Regions from separate parts of the Homo sapiens genome. Here regions 1 and 3 are each linked to region 2. Evidence: chromatin loops called from intact Hi-C (ENCODE). Cell type or tissue: Calu3. All regions are shown on one strand.

Region 1 (8,000 bases), 84 kb before region 2:
TGGGAGGCCAAAACTGGAGGATCACTTGAGCCCACGAGTTTGAGACCAGCTCGGGCAACATAGTGAGACCCTGTCTATACAAAAAAAATTTTTTAAATTACCCAGGCGTGGTGGCACGCTCCTATAGTCCCAGCTACTGCAGAAGGGTAACTTGAGCCCAGGAGGTCAAGGCTGCAGTGAGCCTGTGATTACACCACCACATTCAAGACTGGACAAGAGAGCAAGACCCTGTCTCAATCACTCAATAAAAAGATAGCGTATCTGGCTGGGCACGGTGGCTCATGTCTGTAATCCCAGCACTTTGGGAGGCCAAGGTGGGCGGATCTTGAGGTCAAGAGATCGAGACCATCCTGGCCAACATGGTGAAACCCCGTCTCTACTAAAAATACAAAAATTAGCTGGGTGTGGTGGCATGTGCCTGTAATCCCAGCTACTTGGGAGGCTGAGGCACAAGAAGCGCTTGAACCCAGGAGGCAGAGGTTGCAGTGAACCGAGATGGAGCCACTGCACTCCAGCCTGCAGGCAGAGTGAGACTCCGTCTCAAAAAAATAAAAAAAAGATAGTGCATCCTGGGATAGATGGAGCTCCCGGGTGTTGATCCAATATTCTTGTCACCCTCTCCTCTCCATACCCCCTTGCTTAGCACAGGGTCTGGTACATACCAAGCCTGTAACACATGCTCATTTCACGGACCGATGATCGCCTAAGACAGACTCCAGTCTGTTTTTCTCCCCAAAGTCCTTTCCAAAGGTCCCCACTGCCCAGTCAAGTCCCACCCTGTGGCTTGGGGATCAGGTCCTATGGCATCCAGGTCAGACCCCACCCTGACTCTAACTTGACCCCCTTATTCCTGTGCTTACTCAACAGCCCCCGACACCAGAACTTTGAAGACATCCTGGATTTCCTGATGCCTCCCCCTCCAGTGTCACCTTGCACCCCAATGCTTTCTACCTAAATGCAAGTGCAATACCTGCTCCTCTCTCAAAGCCTAGCTCAAATGCCACCTCCCACTCGAAGCCTCCCACCATCCCCAGTTAAGAATTCATCACTCCCTCAGTGCTGCAGCTGTACTCTTCTCAGTCTCCCTTGACTTCCAAGGAATTGAACTTTGCCTGTGTCCCTCACAAGGCATCAAGTTACTCTAGGGTGTGGAGGGACTGGGTTTCCTAGCCATCTTTCCTTGCAGTCCCCTCCCCTCAGCATCTGAGCAGGTCCTCTGTCACTTGGTGAAGTGGAAAATGACAGGAGGTTCCACAGTGGAAGAGTGGGTGGGAAGGGACATATGTCAGGGGGTCCCCTCCCTACAGCAGTGACCACCCAGCATCCAGTGGGGGAGTGAAGGGCAATGAAGGGTACATCCTGGGGTCCAGGCCAACCTGGCTCTCTGCTCGGCGGGGCAGCCCTTGTCATCCAGGTCCACACAGCTGCAGGAGAAACAGTCTCATCAACAATTCTGGGAACCACCCTCTTGGGAACCACCTTTCCAGCCTCACAACAACCCTGGGAGGGGTGTGGCTGGGTCATTATCCCCATTTGACAAAGGCAGAAACTGGGCTCAAGGCCGTCAGTGCTCCTTCTACCACCTCACAAGGAGACTCCTTCTCCAGCCAAGGAACCGGCATGCCCCGCTCCCCTGCAGCTCCTTGTGGTGGATAGGAAGCGGGGAGGGGCACCCAGAAGAGCAAGCCCGGGAGCTCAACTATTCCCTCCATAGAAGAATCCCAGGGTAAACCCATACCACTTCTCCAGAGAACGGTTTGGCAATACCTATGAAATATCATCTATGACCCAGCAGTTCCTCCTCTGAATATAGACTGTACATACTGTTTGCAAATGCTTTTTTCACTTAGCAGAATCTTGCAATGTTTTTCCATGTTCTAACACCGTGATCTGGATCTAGGATCCATATGGATCTGGACCCATATTCTTTTTTTTTTTCTTTTTTTTCTTGAGAAGGAGTTGCACTGTGTTGCCCAGGTTGGAGTGCACTGGTGCAATCTCGTCTCACTGCAACCTCCGCTGCCCAGGTTCAAGCAATTCTCCTGTCTCAACCTCTCAAATAGCTGGGATTACAGGCGCCCACCACCACGCCTGGCTAATTTTTGTATTTTTAGTAGAGACGGGGTTTTGCCATGTTGGCCAGGCTGGTCTTGAACTCCTGACCTCAGGTGATCTGCCTGCCTCGGCCTCCCAAAGTGCTGGGATTACAGGCGTGAGCCACCATGCCCAGCCTGGATCCATATTCTTTTAATTTTTCTCATTTAGTTGTCTTTAAATTGAAATGCATGAATATATCCTTGTGATAAACATTGCCAGCACTGTATTCCCACTAGGGGGCATACAAAAGAGGGCTCACTTGTGTGTGGAGCTCAATTGCAATAAACTGCAAAAACAGGGAAACAAGCTCAATATCCCTCAAAAACAAAGTGAAATTACATCCATGTTACAGGTTGAGTAATTAAAAAAAAAATAAAGGTGGTAGATCCGTCTGTACTCACAAGAAAGGATACCTCAAGTCGGGGGGAAAGCAAAGTGCAGAACAGCATCACCACACCTGGCTAGTTTTTGTATTTTTAGTAGAGACGGGGTCTCGCTATGTTGGCCAGATTGGTCTCGAACTCCTGATCTCAAGTGATCTGCCTGCCTCAGCCTCCCAAAGTGCTGGGATTACAGGTGTGAGTCACTGCGCCCAGGCTCTTGACACTTTTTGGTTTACACAAACAGCAATCTTATTTGACTCGACCTAATATAAATGTAGTATGTCTATATAAGTGTGCAGAAAAGAGCCTGGAAGGGTGAACACACAAGTCAATGCGGTGGTTCTCCCAGCAGACAGGAGAGACTGGGTGGACAGGGAGTTGAGTGAAAGGGCACGTTGGCTTTGTAACATTTATACTTTTATGTTACTGAAAATGTTTATCACAAGGATGTATTCATGTGTTTCATGTGTAAAGACAACTAAATAAGAAAAATTAAAAGAATAAGGTAGATCACCATGTTAGAACATGGAAAAACATTTCAAGGTTCTGGAAAGTGAGAAAAAGCAATTTGCAAACAATATGTATGATCTATGATTCTATTTGTTAAAAAGAAATATATGACTGGGCATGGTGGCTCACCGCTGTAATCCCAACACTTTGGGGGACCGAGGCTGGCAGATCACCTGAGGTCAGGGGTTCGAGACCAGCCTGGCCAACATGGTGAAATCCTATGTACTAAAAATACAAAAATTAGCCAGGCAAGGTAGCACGTTCCCGTAATCCCAGCTACTCAGGAGGCGGAAGCAGGAGAATTGCTTAAACCCAGGAGGTGGAGGCTGCAGTGAGCCAAGATTGTACTACTGCACTCCAGCCTGGGCGACAGAGTGAAACTCCGTCTAAAAATACATATGTGTGTGTGTGTGTGTGTGTGTGTGTGTGTTAAAATGTGCACAGATAAAAATAACTGGAGAATAATATTAATATATGTTAACTTATATATACATATTAGAATGTGCACAGACAAAAATAACTAGAGGAAAAATATTTCAAATTATTAACAGTGGGGATAGAACTGCTAGGGCATTAATTTATATTTCATGTTTTAATTTTACAATTTTAACAATGTGTTATTTTTGTCATCAGAAACAAGATATGACAAAGGGAGAGTTGGTCCCCTTTTATAGTAAGAGCCCCAGAAAGACCCCTGAAAGGAAAGTCCTCCTTTCTGCAGAAAAGACCGTTGGACTCACGAGTGGGTGCAGTTGATGGGGCAAGGCTGGCATGCGCCCTCCTCATCTGGAAACTTCCAGATGGGCATGTAGGAGAGGTCAGGTTTCACACCGCTGGGGCAGCGGGCCACGCAGAAGGGAGGGTCCTTATAGTGGGCACAGGCCACACACTGGTCAGCCTCCTGGGGGGGGCAGAAAAGATTTGTGGGGGGCTGGCACTGACACCCCCAGGGCAGTAGGATCAGGCCCTTAGTTGGGTCCCCTTTGTGCTTCCCAAGGCCACCCAGCAGCAATTTTCGCCATGCTCCTGGGACAAACACCCTTGCTCTTCACCCAGTCTCTGTGGCCCCTCCCTCGGGGCCCTCCTCCAAGCTTGATCCTGGGCAGGGACTTGAGCCAGAAAATGGGAGGCACCCAGAGAGGAAAACGCATTACCTAAGGTGTAACAGCGAGTAACAACAGTCACTGCTCTGTAGAAAGCCTTTCCCGTGCTTCACTGTGCCAAGCCCTGTTTAATTTCATTCTTGCCACACCCCAGCAAGGTAGGTATTATTACAATACCCATTTTAGGAATAAAAAACCAAGGTTGGAAGCAGGAGCTGGGTCTGAATCCAGGTAGTCTGACGCCTGAGCCCACAGGGCTCACCACCCTAGCACAGCCACAGTCACAGCCACCAACACAGACCTCCTTAGAACCTTTTCATAGTCTGAAGGGCCCCAGTGTCCCCCAGGCCCCTTTTCTGCCACTCTGTTGCTGTTCAGGTCTGAGCGCTGAGCCCTCTCCAGGGATATTTTACCAGATAGCACACCCTACTGCATCTCGCCATCCTGCCAAGTCCCTGGCAATCCCCCTCGCTGCCCCCCTCCACCCAGCTCTGAGCCCGCCAGCAGCTCACCGGTCCAAAACAGGTCACTGAGCCATTCTGGGGCTGACACTCAGGGTGGCACGGCAAACAGTGCCTGGCATTCACATACTCCCTGGGGAGCCTGAGAGAAGGGACAGTGGTGAGGGGGTCTGAGAGGAGCCCCATGCACCCCTCCAGCCACCCTCTCCTCCGCCCCTCATACCCCTGCAGTACTCGGCATTCCTCCACGCACTCCTGGCCCCGAAGGAACTGGCTGCAGTTGACACACTGGGTGGGCCCTGGACCCCAGCAGTGCCCTCGGGCGCACAGCTGGTGGCAGGCCAGGCCCTCGCCCACTGCAGTGAGGAGGAAGGGACCGCAGGGGACTTTTAGGGGAGGCCCCAGGTCCAAGTGAACCAGGGAACTGGCTGTGGGCATGGCTGTGGGCTGGAGGGGTGGGGACAGGTGGGGCCGATGTAGGGAGAGGAAGAGTTCTGAGATTTCAGAAACAGAGGGGGAGGGAAGGATGCCAAGGCAGGTAGGACCCAGCTAGAGAAGCCATGCCAAGAGGCCAAGCCAGCCAGAGCTGTGCTGAGTCAAGAAGGGTGCACAGAGACGGGCAGTCTGCACAAGTCCAAGAACGCTGCTGCCAGGGCCCCCTGGGCACTGCTGTGTGCTGGCAGATGGGGAGTGCGCACACTGGGCTCCCTGTCTTACCACACTCGTCCTCTGGCCGGTTGGCAGTGTGGAGCAGAGCTTGGTGCGGGTTCCGAAAGAGCTGGTCCCAGGGCACCGTGTGCACGAAGCAGAGGTGGGTGTTATGGTGGATGAGGGCCAGTCCACTGCCCAGTTCCCTCAGTGAGCGCAGCCCCAGCCAGCTGATGCCCAGCCCTTGCAGGGTCAGCGAGTAGGCGCCACTATGGGAGAAAGGTGGGCACCTTACCACGGACCCCTTCCCGGTCAGCAAAGGCTATTCTCATCTTCCTCCATCCCCAGCACACTCTGCAGACTTTCATGGAAAGGTTACTGCTACAGGAGTACTCCCTCAGGCCCAAAGCTTCCCACAGGGACTCCTCCCTGGGACTCCTCCCCATCAGGCCCCCTCTTTCTCAGTGCTCACTTGTGCAGAATTCGTCCCCGGATTACTTGCAGGTTCTGGAAGACGCTGAGGTCAGGCAGGCTGTCCGGCCATGCTGAGATGTATAGGTAACCTGCAGGCAGAGGGTGAGATTAAAGGAGTGGGGACAGGACAAGGACTCCCAGCCCCTGCAGAACAGGATGCAGAGACAGAGCCCACCTGTGATCTCTTCCAGAGTCTCAAACACTTGGAGCTGCTCTGGCTGGAGCGGGGCAGTGTTGGAGGCTGGGTCCCTGGAGGGGTCAGGAGAGGAGTCAGCAGGGCCAGGAACAGGGTGGACATCACTCCCAGCACTGGCCATGCCAGCCACTCCCCACCATGAATGCCTTCACTCAAACCCTTTGCCCATCGAGCCCAGCTGTTCCCATCCTGGGCTTCAAAGCCCAGGCCTTAGTTCGGCAACATCTATCAAAACAGTATTTATATCCTTTGATCTAGAAATCTTATTTCTGCCTGGGCTCAGTGGCTCACGCCTGTAATCCCAGCACTTTGGGAGGCCGAGGCGGGCGGATCACGAAGTCAAGAGATGGAGACCATCCTGGCCAACATGGTGAAACCCCATCTCTACTACAAATACAAAAATTAGCTGGGTGTGGTGCCGCGCGCCTATAGTCCCAGTTACTCGAGAGGCTGAGGCAGGAGAATCACTTGAACCCGGGAGGCAGAGGTTGCAGTGAGCCGAGATCACACTACTGCACACCAGCCTGGCGATAAAGCGAGACTCTGTCTCAAAAAAAAAAAAAAAAGAAAAGAAATCTTATTTCTAGGAATGTGGCCTAGGGAGACACTGGCCCATGTTCCCAGAGCCACACACAAAGTGGAACTGTTTGTAAGAGTGAAAATGGAACATGATCTAAATGTCTATTAGTAAATAGGGGAGCTGTTAAATAAAACCCCGAGCCACCCAGCCACATAATAAAAACCAACATTTAGGAGCACCTAGTATCTGCCAGGCACTGTTCTAAGAGCTTTACAAATATTAACTCATTCAAACTTTATAATCATCTGGCCAGGCATGGTGGTATAACCATCTTATGAAGTTGGGACTGTTCTTGCCCCCACTTTACAGATGAAGAAACTGAGGCACAGCACAAGGGTCACATGCCTAGTAAGTGGTAGAGCCGGGTTTCAAACCCAGGCAGTCTGGCTCCCAAGTCTGGGCTCTTAGCTGCCTCTCCTTGCCGCCACCTGCTCTGCAGCTATTGAAAGAACAAGGCAGTTCAATGGGAACTGTCATGACCGGCTCTCAAAGCAAGGTGCAGACAGTGCTCCCTATATGTTCCCATTTACAGAAACCAACCTCCCCACCAAAACGACGAAAACCACACTTCACTGTGTGTGTGTCTACAGATGCATAAACGGTCTAGGTGAACACACACACTGTTAACCATGGCCCCCTCTGGAAAGGGGAGTGGAGGTAAAGGAAGTGTGAAAGGGAATTTTTTTTTTTTTTTTTTTTTTGAGACAGGGTCTCATTCTGTCACCCAGGCTGGAGTACAGTGACATGATTTCAACCCACTGCAACCTCCACCTCCCAGGCTCAGGTGATTCTCCCACCTCAGTCTCCCTAGTAGCTGAGACTACAGGTGCGTACCACCATGCCCGGCTAATTTTTTGTGTTTTTTTGTAGAGATGGGATCTCACTATGTTGCCCACGCTGTTCTTGAATTCCTGGGCTCAAGCAATCTTCCTGCTTCAGCCTCCCAAAGTGCTGGGATTACAGGTGTGCACCACGGCGCCTGACCCTTTTTTTTTTTTTTCTTTTTGAGACAGGGTCTCACTCTGTCGCCCAGGCTGGAGTGCAATAGCGAAATCTCAGCTCACTACAACCTCCACCTCCCGAGTTCATGCAATTCTCCTGCCTCAGCCTCCCAAGTAGCTGGGATGATAGGCGCATGCCAGGAAGCCTGGCTAATTTTTTATATTTTTTAGTAGAGATGGGGTTTCACCATGTTGGCCAGGCTGGTCTTGAACTCCTGACCTCAAGTGATCTGCCTGCCTCGGCCTCCCAAAGTGCTGGGATTACAGGCGTGAGCCACCGTGCCTGGCCCCAATTCATTTCTTATTGAAGTATAACTTATATACAATAAAATGCACCGGGTGTGGTGGCTCATGCCTGTAATCCCAGCACTTTGGGAGGCTGAGGTGGGCGGATCACGACGTCAAGAGATCGAGACCATCCTTGCCAACATGGTGAAACCCCATCTCTATTAAAAATACAAAAATTAGCTGGGCATGGTGGCACACACCTGTAGTCCCAGCTACTCAGGAGACTGAGGCAGGAGAATTGCTTGAATCCAGGAGGCAG
Region 2 (8,000 bases):
TCGGACGGAACCCAGCACGGACAGCGGGCGGCGAAGCGGGTTCGACCGGCGGAAGACGGCCCTCGCACGCCACCCGCTCCCAGCGACCGCTCCGGGACCCACCTGCTCCATGTCAGCCACGGCCCCGGCTCTTCCCGCCCCAACCGCAGTCCGGCTCCGCGGCCTCAGTAGCGCCTCAGAGCGGAAGAAGATCTTCCGGCAGCGCCACTTCCGCCGCTGAGTCCGCCCCCGAGAGCGAAGCGGGACTTGCGTTCGCCTGCGGCCCCGCCCCTTCGCCCCGCCTCCAGCCCCGGCCCTGCGCAGAAGCGGACTCAAAGGCCGGAGTCTAAGGGCCTACCTAAGGGTAGGGGAGTGGGAAGAAGACCAGGGCCGTCGTTATTAGGCCACACAGGCCTGGCACTGAGGGAAAAAGGGGAATTTCCCGAGGGGAGTCCTGTGGGGATGGGGAAATCTTTGGAGGAATCCAGTTATTCGAGAAGGACTTCCCCACCCCACCTGCCTCCTTCAGCCATCCCAAGCAGCAGCTAGAACTTCTGTAGTTCTTCCTCTGAGTGCCCCGAGCCTGCTGTCTGCCAGAAAGACTCCTAGACTAGAGGATTGGACAGTAGGGTCAAAACCCTAACCCTTGGTTGACCACCGGCCTTCCCTATCAGGACGCCCCATTACCTCCCTTTTCCTCCTGCTTCCCCTGAAAGAGGAGTCTCAGCAGTTATTTACAAAGATTTATTACAGCACGGGAGGGGTTCAGGCCTGGAGTCAGGGAAGAAGGGGAAAGGGGCAGAGCAGCTGGGGGACAAGGAAAACCTGGCGCCCCCCGCTGTGTGCCCCACCGGGGACATAAACTAGGCGGCATTCCTGGCATCAAAGCACAAAACGCAACAAAGAGGTCTCTGCCAGTCCATCTTCCAGGCACCCAGGAGGAGCAAGGGTGATTAAGGGAAGATTCCCAAAATGTTGAGGCTATGGAGAAAAACGCCTTAGTCCTGGACCCTGGTAGAAGCCGGTGAGAGAAGTGGTGACTTGGAATCCTCCATAGGAAAGTGGGTAGAAAAGGATCTAAGGGTACCTCAAGGTTCTCAGGACCTCCTTTCCCCAGATCTTAGGGTCCTGCCCTGTGGGTCTCCTGTGTCCAGGGGAGAGGATCTGGGGAGTAGAATTGTGAAGGGCAAATCCCTGTTCCCGGTTTTCTGGATTTTCCAATGTGGGCTGTCTCACATCCCACCTCCCGCTGGGTGAATGGAGGAATGACTGGCAGGGGTGGGCATCAGGCAGCAAGTGCCCAGGTTCTCTGGGTATCAGCCAAAGGTGGGCAAACAAGCAAACACAGACCAGCCTTAGTCTTCTAGAAGTCAGAAGCCGCAGCCCTAGCAGGCGAGGGGAAGAGCACAAAACAGGGTGAGGATAGAGTGGGTTTCTGGGGAACAGCGATGTCCCCTCCACTTCCTCCTGGGAGATGCAGGCTGGGTGCCTATGTGCCAGGCTCAGAGGGGGAAGGGCGCTGAGGTTCCTCCCCAGGCTCTGAAAGGCAAGCAGAGAGGGACTCAGGGCCTGGCCCCACCCACCAAGATCCCAGCCCCTCCTCCCCATTTCACACTCCCAAGCCTTACCACTTAGTGCTGGGTCTTCCACTTGGTCCTCAGAGCCTCCATCTCTCTCGGACTCATCCAGAGGGGGTGGGCGCTCCCAGGGCCCTTCCAGACCCTGGCCACAGGTTGTCTTTTGCCCAGCTGGGGATGGGAAAGAAGAGATAAGAACACAGGCTCTGCGTATCCATCCGGCTGTCCTGGAGTGTGAGCTAAGTGTCTGATGGCTGAGGTTAAGCTTTCCAGGGGCATCATGGAAGCATGGAGAGAGAACTGGGCTAGAACAGCTCTCCCAGCAACTAGCCATATGGCTTACGTAAGTCAGTTAGTACCTTTCTGAAGGAAATAGAAAGGGGGAAATTGTGTAGATTACCTTAAACAAGATGTAATAGTGAATACCCTGCCCAGCCCAGCGCCAGCACCCAGGAGCCACTAGGAGTCGTGGTGGTTTATATTGCTCCATCATAGGACTATCATTTGACCCGGTGCCCTTCTGCATTTTTTGTTTGTTTGTTTTTTTTTGTTGTTTTGTTTTGGTTTTTTGTTTTTGTTTTTGAGATGGAGTCTCACTCTGTTGCCCAGGCTGGAGTGCAGTGGTGCGATCTCAGCTCACTGCAACTTCCACCTCCCAGGTTCAGGGGATTCTTCTGCCTCAGCCTCCCAAGCAGCTGGGATTACAGGTGTGTGCCACTGTGCCTGGCTAATTTTTGTATTTTTATTACAGATGGGGTTTCACCATGTTGGCTGGACTGGTCTTGAACTCCAGACCTCAAGTGATCCGCTAGCCTTGGCATCCCAAAGTGCTGGAATTACAGGCATGAGCCACCGCACCCAGCCACCTGCTGCTTTTCCTGAGGGAACAGTCTCCTCTCACCCCTCTTCCACTGTTTTGGAGGGGTCTCAGTGAGGACTGATTCAGGTCTTCCAGCTGTCTCTTGCCCACAAAGGGACTGAAGCCCAGCAACAGCTTTTGCCCCCATGGCCAATCTCTTCACTGCCAGATATGCAGGCAGGAGGCCCAAGGCCTTTTGTTTGTGTGGAAGAGCTGACAGCTTCTAGTAGGGGTGGTTGACTCTTCAGTATTCCCATAAATAATGAGACTAAAAAGGTTAATGGGCCGGGCTGGTTCTTGAATTTTAAATTCTACATCTAAACACTAGAGGGCACCCTCCCACTCCATCCTAGGAAGGAAAAAGAGGAGAAACAGACAACAGTCCTGGAGAGGGCAAGTAAATGAGGCAGCCCTCTGCACCCCAGCAGAGACCACATCCTAGGTTCAAAAATGTAGGTGAAATGCAGGTGACAGGGGTGTTGGACTCTCCTGGTCCTCCATCCCTGAATGTCCTCACGCCCCCTTACTGCCATAGGTGGGAAGTCCTCTTTTGGCTCTAGCCTCAAACCCCAAACGGCCTTGGCCTTAATTCTCAGGGAAGAGAGGAATTATTAGGGAAAACCTGATTGGGAGAGGGACTGAGCCAAGGATGGAGGAAACCCATGTCTCAGGTAGGGCTGAGTTCGGGGCACCCCATGGAGCGAGAAGACAGGGAGGCCCCTGTGGTGTCACTACAGTTTGCGTGTATGAGACACTGAACTAGAAGGGGACGTCCTCGTATACTCAAGGAGGACCCACAGCTAATCCACATGTCACAGGCCCCTCAGCTTACCAGACTGCCTGATGACCTTCAGGACTTCAGCCTGGCTGTCCTCTTCTTCTTCCTCTTCTTCATCATCCTCCTCTTCCTCCTCATCTTCCTCTCTTGGATAACCCAGCTCCCGAAGCTCCCCCAGCTCATCCTCCTCCTCTGAGGCCTGGTTCTCATTCAAATTGCTGATAGACTGCAGGTGAGACTCAGCAATGCGCTGCACAGCTGGCACAGAGGAGACCGAGGAAAGCAAGGGTCAGCTAGACACAGCCCATGGATCTGGAGATAGCCTGTGGCCTAGCCCCCAGCCTCCTTCCCGTAGGCCTGGGGCAGAGAATACCCCCTCAGGGGCCCAAGTTCAAAGGCCAAAGTTGACAGGTCAGCCTGATGGGTGTCAGACCAGGGCAGAGGCAGCCAGGGGTAGATTTGATCATGTTTGGCTCTTAAGCTGTCCTAAGATGCTAGCCCCCAGGCAGCTCCCCCACACCATAGGGCACTAGGCTGGGCAAGACCAGGCGGGCACAGCAGCAGCTTAACATTCCCTGGCTGGAGAGCTTGATTTTCCAAGTACCCAGTACGGGAGACAGTGTCTCCCAGCTTCAAGCCCAGGCAGAAGGCACAGGGCGTAGGAACCAGGGCCTGGGGATTTGCCACTTTCCATTTCTTGGGGGTGCCCAGCCTGCTGAGGGCTCACTGCTTACCCTGATCCTACCTCCCATGCGATGCATAGTCCCCACTCCCTGGCACTGCCCAGTCATAGATGCCAATCCACATACTCCTGCCCCGGGCTCCAAGGGACAGAACAATTCCGAGGCTGAGGACATAATAGTCTGCAGCCAGTGCAGTCTGTGCCGGGGGATGCGGCATGCTCAGATGCGGCCCCCACAATCTTGACCCACATCCCCAGGTTCCCAGCTCCCTCTGCGGTGACCTAGAAAGCAACCCCCCCAGCCTCCAAAGACCTGCTCAGATAGGGCTGGGAAGGGAACAGTGTGGGCAGCTGGAGACAAGTTTCCAAAAGATGGAAAGGAGCAAGGGGTTAGAGAAAGGGGCCAAGGCCAGGGGTTCTGGGGGATGGCAGAGGTTGAGGGGCCACTGAGGAGAGGCTGCAGGAGCTGGCAGGATCTTAGAACATATGCGACACAAAGTTCACAGGCCACAGACAAGATGCTGAGGAGGGGCTGGGGGTGGGGAATGGGGAGTTGCTGCAGTTCCTTCTTGGTCTGCCAGTGGCCCCTCCCCTCAGAAGGCCCAGAGGGGTAGGGCCAGGCTGGAAACCTCCGGCACAGTGAGCAGGGTGCTATGCTCCTGCCAACTCGGGGACAGGCACAGAGGGTGCTTTGTATGTGCCCGCTGCCCCACCCAGCCCCCAGCTCCCAGCCCAGTACCTCCTGCTGGCTCTGGGCAAGCTATCCAGGCAATAAAAGCACAATAAATCACCCTACCCTGACCTTGGGGACGCGGCAGAGCTTCATCTTGAGCCAAGTGTGAGAGCTCCAGCCTTGGAGCACAACCCCTCAAGCTAAGACTTAGTGCTGTGCCCCTCTCTCTAGGGCCCTCGATTCTTCCCTGACAAGCCCCAACCCTGCCGGGCACCTTCCCTTGCCCACAAAAGGACTGAAGCCTACAAAACAGTGCCCTCCTGGTAGAGAAGGATCCATGAGGGCTGTGGGGGGAGGTAAGGCAGGAGAGCAGGTGGCAGCCCAGGCAGCTTCCTTCTCCCCCAGCGGGGGAGGAGAGTTCACTTCGTGAGCCACAGTGACAACAGAAGGTGTGTGCGGTGCTTGCGCTGGTGCCCCGTGAGCCTCCCTCGCTTCCCCCACCTCCCTCATGCCTCCTGGGCTCTCTGGGGTCTCCCCATCACTCCTTCCAGGCTGTCTCCTTCTCTGCCCCACTCTGTGGGGCCCCAAACTCCCCCCACCACAAGTCTTCCTTCTTCAGTTGGAAGGTCCCCAGCCTTGCCCCAGACTGGCCACCCCTCTCCTGATCCCTTTCCTCTTCCCTGCCTCTACTCACCTGGACTCTCCTAAGATGTGGCCTAAAGGGGCAGTTGAGGGGGTGCACAATTTTGACCACTGCACGGTGCATGGTAGCACCCTGGCCCTAACATCTTCATCCTGGCCTGTTCGCCCATGCTTGCAGTCAAGAGCCAGGTCTTCCCCTCACATCCACCCAGCCTCTCCCTACCCAGCCCAAGGTGGGAGGGAGAGGGATTTCTTAAATTCTCTCCTGAGAAGATGACACTCTGTCCCTCATGCCTGCTTTGGGGCCCTTCCACACACCCCTCTAGGTGGGGAGGTCCTTCCAGGTGCTGAGCCACACTGCCCACTTGCTGCAGCTCTGACCCTTCATTTTCCTGTCCTGGGGAAAGCAAAATAACCCCTTCCCTTCTCTCCTCCCTTCCCAGCCTCTCCTCTCTGTTCCCAACCCTGGCAAGTGGGCTGACAGGTATACCTGTTGACCTTGGCTGGTGCTGGGAACTTATTAAACCCTCCCCCGAACCACTTCCCAGCATACTCTTCCGGTAGCTCTCCCTCCCAACCTCCGCAGGAGCGGAGGGGGCTGGCCGGGCAGGAAGAGCCCCAGGCAGGAGTTGAGGTGGGGGGTTGGTAGGCAACAGGGCTTAGTCAGGAAGAGGCCCTCCTATGTCCTTCAGGTATATCTCCCCAGCTCCCTGACTAGAAACGAAGCCTCCTCCAGGTTGGCCCAGAAGTCCCCCTCTGACTCGCATCTCTTTCTCTTTGCACACCTTCTTCCCTCTTCTTGGACCTGGGATGCCCTTGCCTGCCTGTTAAATTCCTATGATCCTTCAAATCCAAGCTTAAACATCTTTGTGTACCTTCCTTGACCCTTTTCTTTTTTTATTTTTTCCCGAGACAGGCTCTCACTCTGTAGCCCAGACTGGAGCACAGTGGTGCGATCATAGCTCACTGCAGCCTCAAACTTCTGGGCTCAAGCAATCCTTGTGCCTTAGCCTCCCAAGTATCTGGGACTATAGGTGTGCACCTCTATGCTTAGCTCACTTTTTTTTTTTTCTTGAGACAGAGTTTTGCTCTTTTTGCCCAGACTGGAGTGCAATGGTGCGATCTCAGCTCACCACAACCTCTGCCTCCCGGGTTCAAGTGATTCTCCTGCCTCAGCCTCCTGAGTAGCTGAGATGACAGGCATGCGCTACCACGCCTGGCTAATTTTGTATTTTTAATAGAGACAGGATTTCTCCATGTTGGTCAGGCTGGTCTCAAACTCCTGACCTCAGGTGATCTGCCCGCCTCGGCCTCCCAAAGTGCTGGGATTACAGGCGTGAGTCACTGCGCCCGGCCCGCTTAGCTCACTTTGTAAATTTTTCATAGAGATGGGGGTCTCACTGTATTGCCCAAGCTGGTCTCGAACTCCTAGGCTCAAGCAGTCCTCCCGCCTTGGCCTCCCAAAGTGCTGGGATTTCAGGTGTGAGCCACCTTACTTGGCCCCTCCCTGACCCTTTGAGGCAAAGAGCCCCAAGGGGGCAGGGACCAAATCTGACTCATCTTATTCTGCCCAATGCCCACCAACTTGGCCTGGCATATACTAGGTGTTGAGTAAGTGTGCAAAAGGAATGGCTTGCTTTTCCATGGAGAAAGGGAAGCAGGAAAGAGGAGACCAGTGTGCAGATCTGTGCAAATGGGATGCAAATGGGAGGGGAGGCCAGGGGTGAAGCCCACAGGAGAAGGCGCCCTGGATGAGCAGGGGTGGGAGGTGGTCCACCACAGGCTGGTGAAGAGGAGCTGCAGGTGGAGTCCCTTCCACGCGGATGCCTGCTGGTTGTCTTAGGCCAGCCATCTCTTTTCTTTCAAGCCCACAACCCGATGTTAAGGCCCATAGCTGCCCATTGCAGCCTCGGGACTCCTGTGTTTTGCAAGGCCAGACTGAGAAAAAATTGGTCTTTACGTTGGGTTGTTGCGCCACGCTGACAGCGGGCTATGTGTGGCGAAACAATCCCTCCCCACTGACAAAAGCTCCCCTAGCGTCTGCCCAGTTCCAGGGATCAGGCGGACAGCCAGGAAGGTCGGTGGGGGTATAGTACCTTTCAGCGAAGGTGGTGTGTAGGCACAGGGGTTGGGTCTCTTCGACTTGAGATGGTGCCCCTCTCCTGAGGCTCTCTGCCAGGGGAAGTGCCAGGTTAAAGGGGCTCAGCAGAGGCCCTTGCCTTCACCATCCCTCCATTCCATCCCACCCATGGCCACCCAAGCAGACTGATTTAGCCACTGCTAATGGGTCCTGCACCTAGGCTGAGCCTCCCCACCCTGTGGCTTTAGGGGGGGCCCCCCATAAGCCATGGCCTGGTTCAGGGCAGGACTCTAGGTCCAGGAGGTTCCACCCTGAGTCTGAGCAGAGGAGGATCTGCTGGTGGCACCCTGGCATGAGGCACTCTCAGAGGACTGCCCATTGATATGCTAATGTGTCCTCTTGGGTGGCACCCCATACTGGTTGGTTGTCACTGCAGGCACCCGTCCACCCCACCCCAAGGGGCCCAGGCATCCCTCCTTCCAGCTGCCCCAGGAAACTCACCTGGTGGGGGGAGGCTTCCTCCTCTGAGGAAGGCCACCAAAGCCAACCGAACCAGAACCAAGCGAGGAGGAAAAGAGAAGAGGGAGAGAGAGAAAGAATCCGAGTTATTTTCCCCAGGGTCTCAATCTCTGGGGACAGGGAAAGTGTGCCCTCTCCCTCCTGCGGCTGGGAGGTGTCATGTCAATAAATAAAGCCAATAGAGTTGGGTTCCCAGACCTTATCCACTCCC
Region 3 (8,000 bases), 72 kb before region 2:
ACCTTCTGCTTCCCTTGGGGCCCTCCTGCCTTCTAAAAGAGGAGCAGGCCTTTTAAACAACCCCCAGATTCCCCAGGGAGGAGAGAAAGCTATCTTTACCGTCTTTGAGTCCCACCACCACCACACCCGCAACAAGAACAAAGCGAGAGCCAGGGAGGAGTGAGTTGTCCATGCTAGGTCCAGATGCTCATGTGGACCGCAGCTCTCTCCTTCCTTCTCACCTCTACTCTGGGCATGCTGCTTGGTGGTTAAGAGACTGTGGAGTCTGAAACTCAGCCCCATCACTCACTAGCTGTGTAACTTTTGGCCCTTATATCTGCAAGCCTCAGTTTTCTCATATGTAGAATGAGAATAACACTGATTTTTTCCTGACAGGACTGCAGCGTGACTGAAATGGGCCATGCGGGCAAAGCACCTGGCACCCAGACTCTGGGGCAGAGTCGGCTCCAGGGCCAGCAAATAGTTACATAGGTTGTTCACTGTACACTTCACTCAGCCAAGTGGGGGCAAAAACCCAGCCTGCATTCTCACGATTGAATTATATGTGCTGACGCAAGCTACAACTTCCCAGGAAGAAGGGGAATCTTTTTCCAATCTTCTGAGGGCGTCTTCCCGGGCTCTGCCTGCGTCTGCCCAGAAGGGACACCATTTCTAATGCACACAAAGCCTCCCCCTGGTTAGCAGTGGCCCTGGTCAGCTCTGAATAACCAAGAGAAGGTTTCAATGACGGTGAAGGCCACCTGTGAGGCTTCGAAGCTGCAGCTCCCGCAGGCCTCCTGGGGAGGCCCCTGTGACAGGGGTGGTATTGTTCAGCGGGTCTCCATTGTCTAGCACGGCCAGGGCATAGTTGTCCTCAAAGAGCTGGGTGCCTCGCACAATCCGCAGCCTCTGCAGTGGGACCTGCCTCACTTGGTTGTGAGCGATGAGCACGTAGCCCTGCACCTCCTGGATATCCTGGGAGGGGGAAGCAGAGTGGGGCTGAAATAGGAACACTGCCACCCCCCAGGGCCTCCCTGGGGTTCCCCAGTACTTGGAGATCTTGGGCAAGGCCCCCAGCCACTGAGCAGTCCTGTTCCCGCTTAAATAAAACGATAAAATAGAGATAAAGATCACGCCCTACCTTGCCTCACCAGATTCTTATATGATCAAGAAAGATAATGGTGGGGGGGCATTTCATAAACTCCGAACAGGTGCCCTGCCCTCTCTGTATCTCAGTTTCTTCATCAGTGAAAGCAAAGGCCTGGATGGGATGGCGTCTGCAAATTTTTTTTTTTTGAGACGGAGTTTCACTCTTGTTGCCCAGGCTGGAGTACAATGGCACGATCTAGGCTCACCACAACCTCCGTCTCCCAGGTTCAAGTGATTCTCCTGCCTCAGCCTTCCCAAGTAGCTGGGATTATAGGCATGTGCCACCATGCCTGGCTAATTTTGTATTTTCAGTAGAGACGGGGTTTCTCCATGTTGGTCAGGCTGGTCTCGAACTCCCGACCTCAAGTGATCTGTCCGCCTCGGCCTCCCAAAGTGCTGGGATTACAGGCATGAGCCATCGCACCCGGCCGGCGTCTGCAATTTGACAAACCAAGCATGTGGCCCCATTCCAGGGTCTGTGGACACGATCCAGCAGGTTGGTTTCCACTCTCCCTCCTGTTCATAACCTTTTCACAGACATTTCTCTTCTGAGCTTCACAACTGCTCCCAATATACAGATAGGGAAACTGAGACCCAGTGAAGCTAAGGGGGTGTAGGCCACATTCATAGGGCTCGTCAGTGGCAGAAGTGGGCCTGTAATCCACCTTTCTCACCAGCCCTTTCTTCTGCTGTAAGTGGGAGAGGGATAGTGGCTGGAGCAGGTGGACAGGGGACATGATCATGCTGGCAAGAGAGCACAAGATTTAGCGGAAACACAGACGCATCCCATCCAGACATGACCTCGGCCAGCCACGTTATAGAGAGAGTCAACTGATTCTGCAGTAAAATGAATGGGGGTTAGATGTTAGAAAGGACTTCCTGGTTGAGAAACCACAACAAGAGAGGAAACAGAAGGGCAGGGCACCTTCTTCTGCCACCCACCTGTAAACAGAGGGCTCAGCCCAGCTGGAGGCAGGGCCTGGCTGGGTTGCCCACGGGCCTCACCTGCAGGAAGGACAGGCTGGCATTGGTGGGCAGGTAGGTGAGTTCCAGGTTTCCCTGCACCACCTGGCAGCCCTGGTAGAGGTGGCGGAGCATGTCCAGGTGGGTCTCGGGACTGGCAGGGAGCCGCAGCTTCATGTCTGTGCCGGTGCACACTGGCAGGAGAGAGCAGATGGGTCAGAGGACACTGGCGGGGGACCTTCTCAGACCTGGCCACCCCATCCAAACTCACTCCAAGTCATGCCACCTCAGACAGGGAGAAGCCTGACTGAAGGACCCCTCCGCCCATGTCCCTTGCACACTGCAGGTTTAACAGCAGGAGAAAGCTTGCGTGCTTGGGAAGTAGAGGGATTTCAGGGGAAAGGCTTCTTCTGACTAGGCCCACCCTGTGCATTCAGAGGCTGCCCCAGCGTGCCAGCCCTGGGGAGCTCGCCCGCCAGTACAGGGTGTTGGCTGGCAAAGAAAGGCTTCCTTTGTCCCAAAGGCACAACTCAGGGCAAAGGGGTAAAAATCCCCCAAGAGAGGCGATGACGAATCATGAATCTTCTGGATACCCCCTGCCCCTCTCCCAAGCAAACAAACTCGGTGCATTCTCCCTATGCCATTCCAGCACACCCACATGCCAACCTCTTGGCAAGGGATCCACACCCCCGTAATGCCACCCAGAGAGTGGGGAAGGAGGGTCAGCTGGAGTTGCAGCTGAGGCATGGGACAACCGGGGCTCTGGTCATTGCAGAGACCTCTGGGAGTCCCCCATGAAGAGAAAAGGAGCGTCAGATTCCAGTTGTGGGCATCTGGACCCAGGCTGCAGATCCCAGGCCAGGGTGAAGCATGCGCCAAAGGTTCCTGCGCTGGCACCCTCACCCTGGCCACCTCCTCAGGGCAAGACTCCAGAACCAGCTGGCAGAATGTGTGCCACGAAACTGCTGCCACAAAGGCACTACGTCAGCCCTGCATACCTGCCCAGCGCGAGCCATCAGCCATGGGGCATAGGGCTGAACTGCCACACCTGGCCCACTTGGACCCCAGCCTGGTATCCCTGAGACCAGAAATGCCCACTAAGGTCAGGAATACTAGAGGAGGTAAAGCACCCCTGGTGAGGGGCGCCGGGGTAGCAGCTCACACCAGGCCTGCCAGTGAGGGGAGATTAAAGTGCCCAGTTGAACTTGTTTTTCTGCTCTGGTGAGATGAATCACCTGGCGTGTCTTGCCCAGGAGATCGGAAGGGTGGGGGCAGAGGGCACCCTCAGGCCCACAGGTGCCTGAGCTGCCCAGAATTCCTGCCGGTCACTGCTCCGCCTCCCACAGGCTACATGCAGATTCAGGGACAGCACAAGGGCTGGCTTGGGGTCTGACACCAGAGGCACTGCTCTCCCAGCAAGTTGGAGCCTAAGGTCAAATCCTAGGGGGTAATACGAGGTACCCCCTGCCTTCAGATTGCTGGGAGAGGCTGGTAGGGCAAGCCCCCAGGTTCCCTGCCTGGGCCAGTGGCCAGTGGCCACAAACTGGTGGTCTCCTAGTGATACTCAGAATGGCCTCTATTCCCACCTCTCTAGGCAGATAAGGACAAAGAGGGAGGAACAGGAGGGAGGAACAGAAATAGAACTCAAGGGTCCATGTCCCTGAGGGAGGCCTCCCCACTCCATGCCTCACCCACTTGCACCCCCTCCTCTTCCCCACACTTCCTCCCCCAACAGACTCCCAAGAGAAACAGGAGCTGGGGGTGGCAGGCCAGGCCCAAAATAACGCCCTGCTGCCAGGACCTCCCCCGGCCTCAGCCCTTCAGCTGCTTTATAGACACAGCTGTCTGCAGGCCCAGACCCCAGGCCCTGGCCCAAGCCCAGGGTCTCCACAGGGCTGGGGCAGGGTCCGACTCCACCCCCTGTAGCCCTTTTCAAGGGATACCAGCTGTGGCCGCCAGGCAATAGGAAAACAACAACAATGGGGAGTGGGGGCCGCCACAGTAACTGAGCTGAGCACCTACTGTGTGCCTGGCAGGCACTCTCGGTGGATCTGCATAACATGCTCCAGAGACTGGGGCTGCAACCTCCATCTTGCAAAGAAGACAACTGAGGCTGGCAGGGGTTAGCTCTCGCCTCATAAAGCTTGTGAGCAACAGGCAGGACTGGAACTCAGGCTGGCCTGCCTTCAGATCCCACATTCCTTCCACTAGGCCTAACTGCACACACACAAATCCACCCCACACCCCACGCCAACATAAATACACACTAATTCTCCCAATGCCACCGATAAACACCACAGGCTCTACGGAGGGCAGGGTGGCTGGGCTGGGTTGGGCTGGAGGGTCAGAACGGGTGGTAGCCCCACCCCACTAGTGAGTTTGTTTACCTGATTTGTGGCCAATTTGAGTCTGATTAAGAATCTTAAAGTGTTTGCAGACAGGTGGTAAAATTGGTACCCTGAGAACGGTTCCCAGGGAACTGGAGGCTTGCTGGCTAACACCCCCACCAGCCTACATGAAGTCAAGAAGGTCTTCCTGACACCTCCCTCCCACTCTCCCATCTCCTTACCATTGTCCCCATATCTGCCCTGTCCCATTGGTTTTCTTTTTTTGAGATGGAGTCTCGCCCTGTCGCCAGGCTGGAGTGCAGTGGCGCAATCTCGGCTCACTGCAACCTCTGCCTCCCGGGTTCAAGCAATTCTCCTGCCTCAGCCTCCTCAGTAGCTGGGATTACGGGTGCCTGACACCACACCTGGCTAATTTTTGTATTTTTAGTTGAGGCGGGTTTCACCATGTTGGCCAGGCTGGTCCTGAACTGCTGACCTTGTGATCCGCCCGTCTCGGCCTCCCAAAGTGCTGGGATTACAGGTGTGAGCCACGGCACCTGGTCCCCGTTGATTTCCTGGGGGGTAGGTCCTAATTCTACCCAGGAGTGTCCTTGTCTCCAGGACCCTGCCCCTCAGGAACCCCAACCTCCAATTCTCCAGAGCAAAGACAGTATGAGGCAGGACCAGCCACAGGGAGCGCTAGATAAGTGTCTGCTGAGTGAATGAATGAATGAGTGGATGAATGAAGTCCAGTCACGAGTCTCCGAACAAAAGGGACCAGTTGAGGTCATGGAATCCATCTCTCTGCTCAGAGCTGGTCACAGTCCTTCATGTCTCTCTGGACTCTGGTGGTCAGGACTTGACCCCAGTCCTGAGGTTTCTCTCAGGTGGGTTCTCTCCTCCCCACCAGCTTGCAGCCCCAGCTGCTCCTCTTGCTCACAGCAGAAAAGCCAATACTTCCCTTGGTTTCCATGAATACTACAGTAAAATGACCTGTGTCCCCAAAGCTCAGCTCTCCCAGACCCATAATGTCACAGCCCATTCAAGTGACACTGGGATTCCCCGACCACAAACACCTGGTGTATCAGGCCTGACATCAGACCAGGGCCTGGGCCCAGGGTCTTTAGTTGAGAACCCTAGCTCAGCTGCTCACTGAGTGATCTTGAGCAAGTTCCCAGACCTCCAGGGCAGAAGCTAAATCGGATTCATCTCTATGCCCTGCAGTACCTGCAACTTGGTGAATATTTACTGACCTAAACTTGGCTGTAACAGCTCTTACTCCCTCAGAGGAGGTACATGAGAGTTAAATGAGGTAATGAATTGCGCAGCCATCTGTAAACATGACGAGGCTTTGTAAACAGAACTGGGACAACACAAACATTCGCTAGAATAATTCTCCCACTCCTTGAAAGAGTACACATCCCTTACCCCACCTCGGCTCTCTTCCCAGGGGGAGGATGGGTGGCCAAACATAAGATGGAGATGTCACTCTAGAGGGGCTTCTCACAGGTGGAGGGCAGGGAAGGAATCTCTTTCCAGATCATTCCATCACCCAAGGACAGGCACAACTACCCTGGGCCCCACCCCAGCCCTCCCAGCCGCAGCCCCACACTGGCCCCTCACGCTGACACTTCAGCTGTCTCTCTCACCCACAGCCCTGTGTGTCAACGTGGCCTCTGTCCCCTCCTGCCCGCAGCCCCCTGTCATGCTGGTAGGGCCCAAAAGGAAGACAGGCATTGGCTGGACAGGAAGGGAGAGGACTCTGAAGTCAAGAGGGAACCTCAGGGCCCCCAGCTCAGCTCCACTTTCTACAGCCTAGAGAAGTGGATGGAAAGGTCATTCGCCTGAACAAGAGGAGCGCTTCTCCTCCCATCTGGCCACCTGCCTGCCCCTAAGGCTTTGTTCAACCCATTATTGTTGGCTGGAATAAGACTCTAACCACCTCTTAATGCCTCCTCTTCAGAGTCCAAAAATTCCCTGGACATTACTGGGTAGCTGGGAGCCTTGGATAAGTTGCTTCATTTCTCTGAACTTCCATTTTCTCATCTGTGCACCTACTTCACAGGACTGTCACAGAGATTAAATGAAAGCATGGATAAAAACCTAGCATATAGGAAGTACACCGTACATTTCTTAAAAGTTAAGACAAGACAGGTTCATACAGCAGGAATATGGGTAATCCCAAACCACGAGAAAATTAAACATGCTTTGTGTTTGACTTTGGAATGCCACGTATTTTTTCTTTTTACATTTGATCCCTATCTTTTCAATTGTTTTTTTCTTGACAAATAAAATGAGTACTTTCCCCAAGTATAGTAAAGAGAGGAGGCTGTTGGAAGAATCATACTGGAATTAAAATATGAAGGAGTTCTGCAAGATTAAAAGGATGTATTTGCTGCAATTTGTAAAACCCATACCTCTAAGAAAGGATTTCAGAAAAATCCTGACCCCTCTGGGGCTCCCCCTAGGCCTCCCCTTCCCCCACATTCCTGCCCCAGACCTCACCCCTTGGGTAAAATCTGGGTGCTGGAGGCAGCTGGGTGGTATACTTTTTTTCTGAAACGGAGTCTCACACTGTCACCCAGGCTGGAGAGCATTTGCAATCACAGCTCACTGCAAGCCTCAACTTCCTGGGCTCAGGTGATCCTCCTGCCTCAGCCTCCGGAGTAGCTGGGACTACAGGCACGTGTAATCACATCCAACTAATTTTTGTATTTTTTGTACAGAGTTTTGCCTTGTTGCCCAGGCTGTGCAATGACTTTTTAACTAACTCCTGCACAACACAATCAATAGTGCAGGTTGAGGGGTGAGGACATGAGGAGGCCCCATCCAGAGAACCCAGCCCTCAAATCCAGCTCTGCAGCAACTGCCATTCCCTGATCAACTCCCAGCCCAAGGTGAGGAAGGGCAGCAGCTCAGCCTGACAGCTCAGTATGGCCTCACCCTTCTCATCAGAAGATGAGAGGTGAAGATGCTTGTCTGGGAAACAGGGAGGGCAAGGATGTACTCCCTGGAAGAGAGGAACCTTCTTCCTCAGCAAGAAGGCGTGGCCATAGAAGGCTACCTCCCTCTGTTTATGGCAGATCTGGCCCAGCACCTTAAGGGAGTTCCTGCAGAGGACAGAGTTCAGCCTGTGTCCCCAAGTCAGCAGAGAGACTGCTGTTTGGCAACACAAAGCCCAGACACACAAATACAAAGACCACACAACTGAGGAACACCCTGGCGTAGACCTGCAGAGATAACACGGCCATGCACTCACTCACAGAGGGCCCCTCGGGCAACACACAGCCACGATGACACCCACTCCCTCCCCAGACCCTCTGACCTATGGAGACCACCCACGACTCCCAGAACACTTTCATTTTGTCTCCCCTGCAGCCCAGTGACTCAGGGAGCAGTGTCCCTCATTGCTCCAGGTGCACTCATCCATATAGCGATTTCGAATGCATGGTTGGGGGTCGCACTGCCTGGGGTCCCATCTTGACCCCACCACTTACTAGCTGCTACTCAACCTCTGGACTGCTACTCAGTCCAGAATGCTGGCAGAACTTCCACTATAGGGGTGTTCTAGGATTAAAGGAG

Evidence for each region. A loop is a pair of places that touch in the nucleus more often than their neighbours do. Peaks named below come from ENCODE experiments on the same cell type or tissue, not always from the same donor. Only the 100,000 strongest peaks of a DNase experiment are listed, where the experiment ranks them.
Region 1: a loop joins it to region 2, with 2.9 times the contacts of the local background. A loop is called at or near these places in 10 of 110 quality-filtered maps.
Region 3: it touches region 2 in a loop (2.0-fold over the local background); 5 of 110 quality-filtered maps call a loop at or near these places.

What each region holds. Positions count from the first base shown.
Region 1 is chr17:39,713,211-39,721,210 of GRCh38, reverse strand. It overlaps ERBB2 (erb-b2 receptor tyrosine kinase 2), which reads right to left. Exons shown (of 27, transcript NM_004448.4): 10 at 5,852-5,925; 11 at 5,675-5,765; 12 at 5,272-5,471; 13 at 4,778-4,910; 14 at 4,606-4,696; 15 at 3,731-3,891; 16 at 1,377-1,424. Among named protein-coding and RNA genes, the nearest start is that of MIR4728, 9.3 kb to the left of the region's middle. In Calu3, no CTCF peak of the experiment used is centred here; DNase peaks (open chromatin) are centred at 3,970, 4,609, 4,717, 5,323 and 5 weaker places.
Region 2 is chr17:39,629,334-39,637,333 of GRCh38, reverse strand. PPP1R1B (protein phosphatase 1 regulatory inhibitor subunit 1B) reads right to left here. Exons shown (of 7, transcript NM_032192.4): 3 at 7,772-7,794; 4 at 7,287-7,362; 5 at 3,248-3,451; 6 at 1,608-1,727; 7 at 710-1,518. The coding sequence ends at 1,469. STARD3 (StAR related lipid transfer domain containing 3) reads right to left here and starts at 190. Exons shown (of 15, transcript NM_006804.4): 1 at 103-190. LOC124903998 (a long non-coding RNA gene) reads left to right here and starts at 44. Exons shown (of 2, transcript XR_007065749.1): 1 at 44-343; 2 at 2,308-2,696. RefSeq lists a silencer at 179-248 and enhancers at 1,422-2,045, 4,133-5,052, 5,053-5,972. In Calu3, no CTCF peak of the experiment used is centred here; DNase peaks (open chromatin) are centred at 1,792, 3,383, 7,268, 7,788 and 5 weaker places.
Region 3 is chr17:39,701,275-39,709,274 of GRCh38, reverse strand. ERBB2 (erb-b2 receptor tyrosine kinase 2) reads right to left here. Exons shown (of 27, transcript NM_004448.4): 2 at 2,134-2,285; 3 at 741-954. Among named protein-coding and RNA genes, the nearest start is that of ERBB2, 5.2 kb to the right of the region's middle. RefSeq lists enhancers at 3,609-4,481, 7,228-7,727, 7,728-8,000. In Calu3, no CTCF peak of the experiment used is centred here; DNase peaks (open chromatin) are centred at 2,111, 2,644, 3,314, 7,504 and 9 weaker places.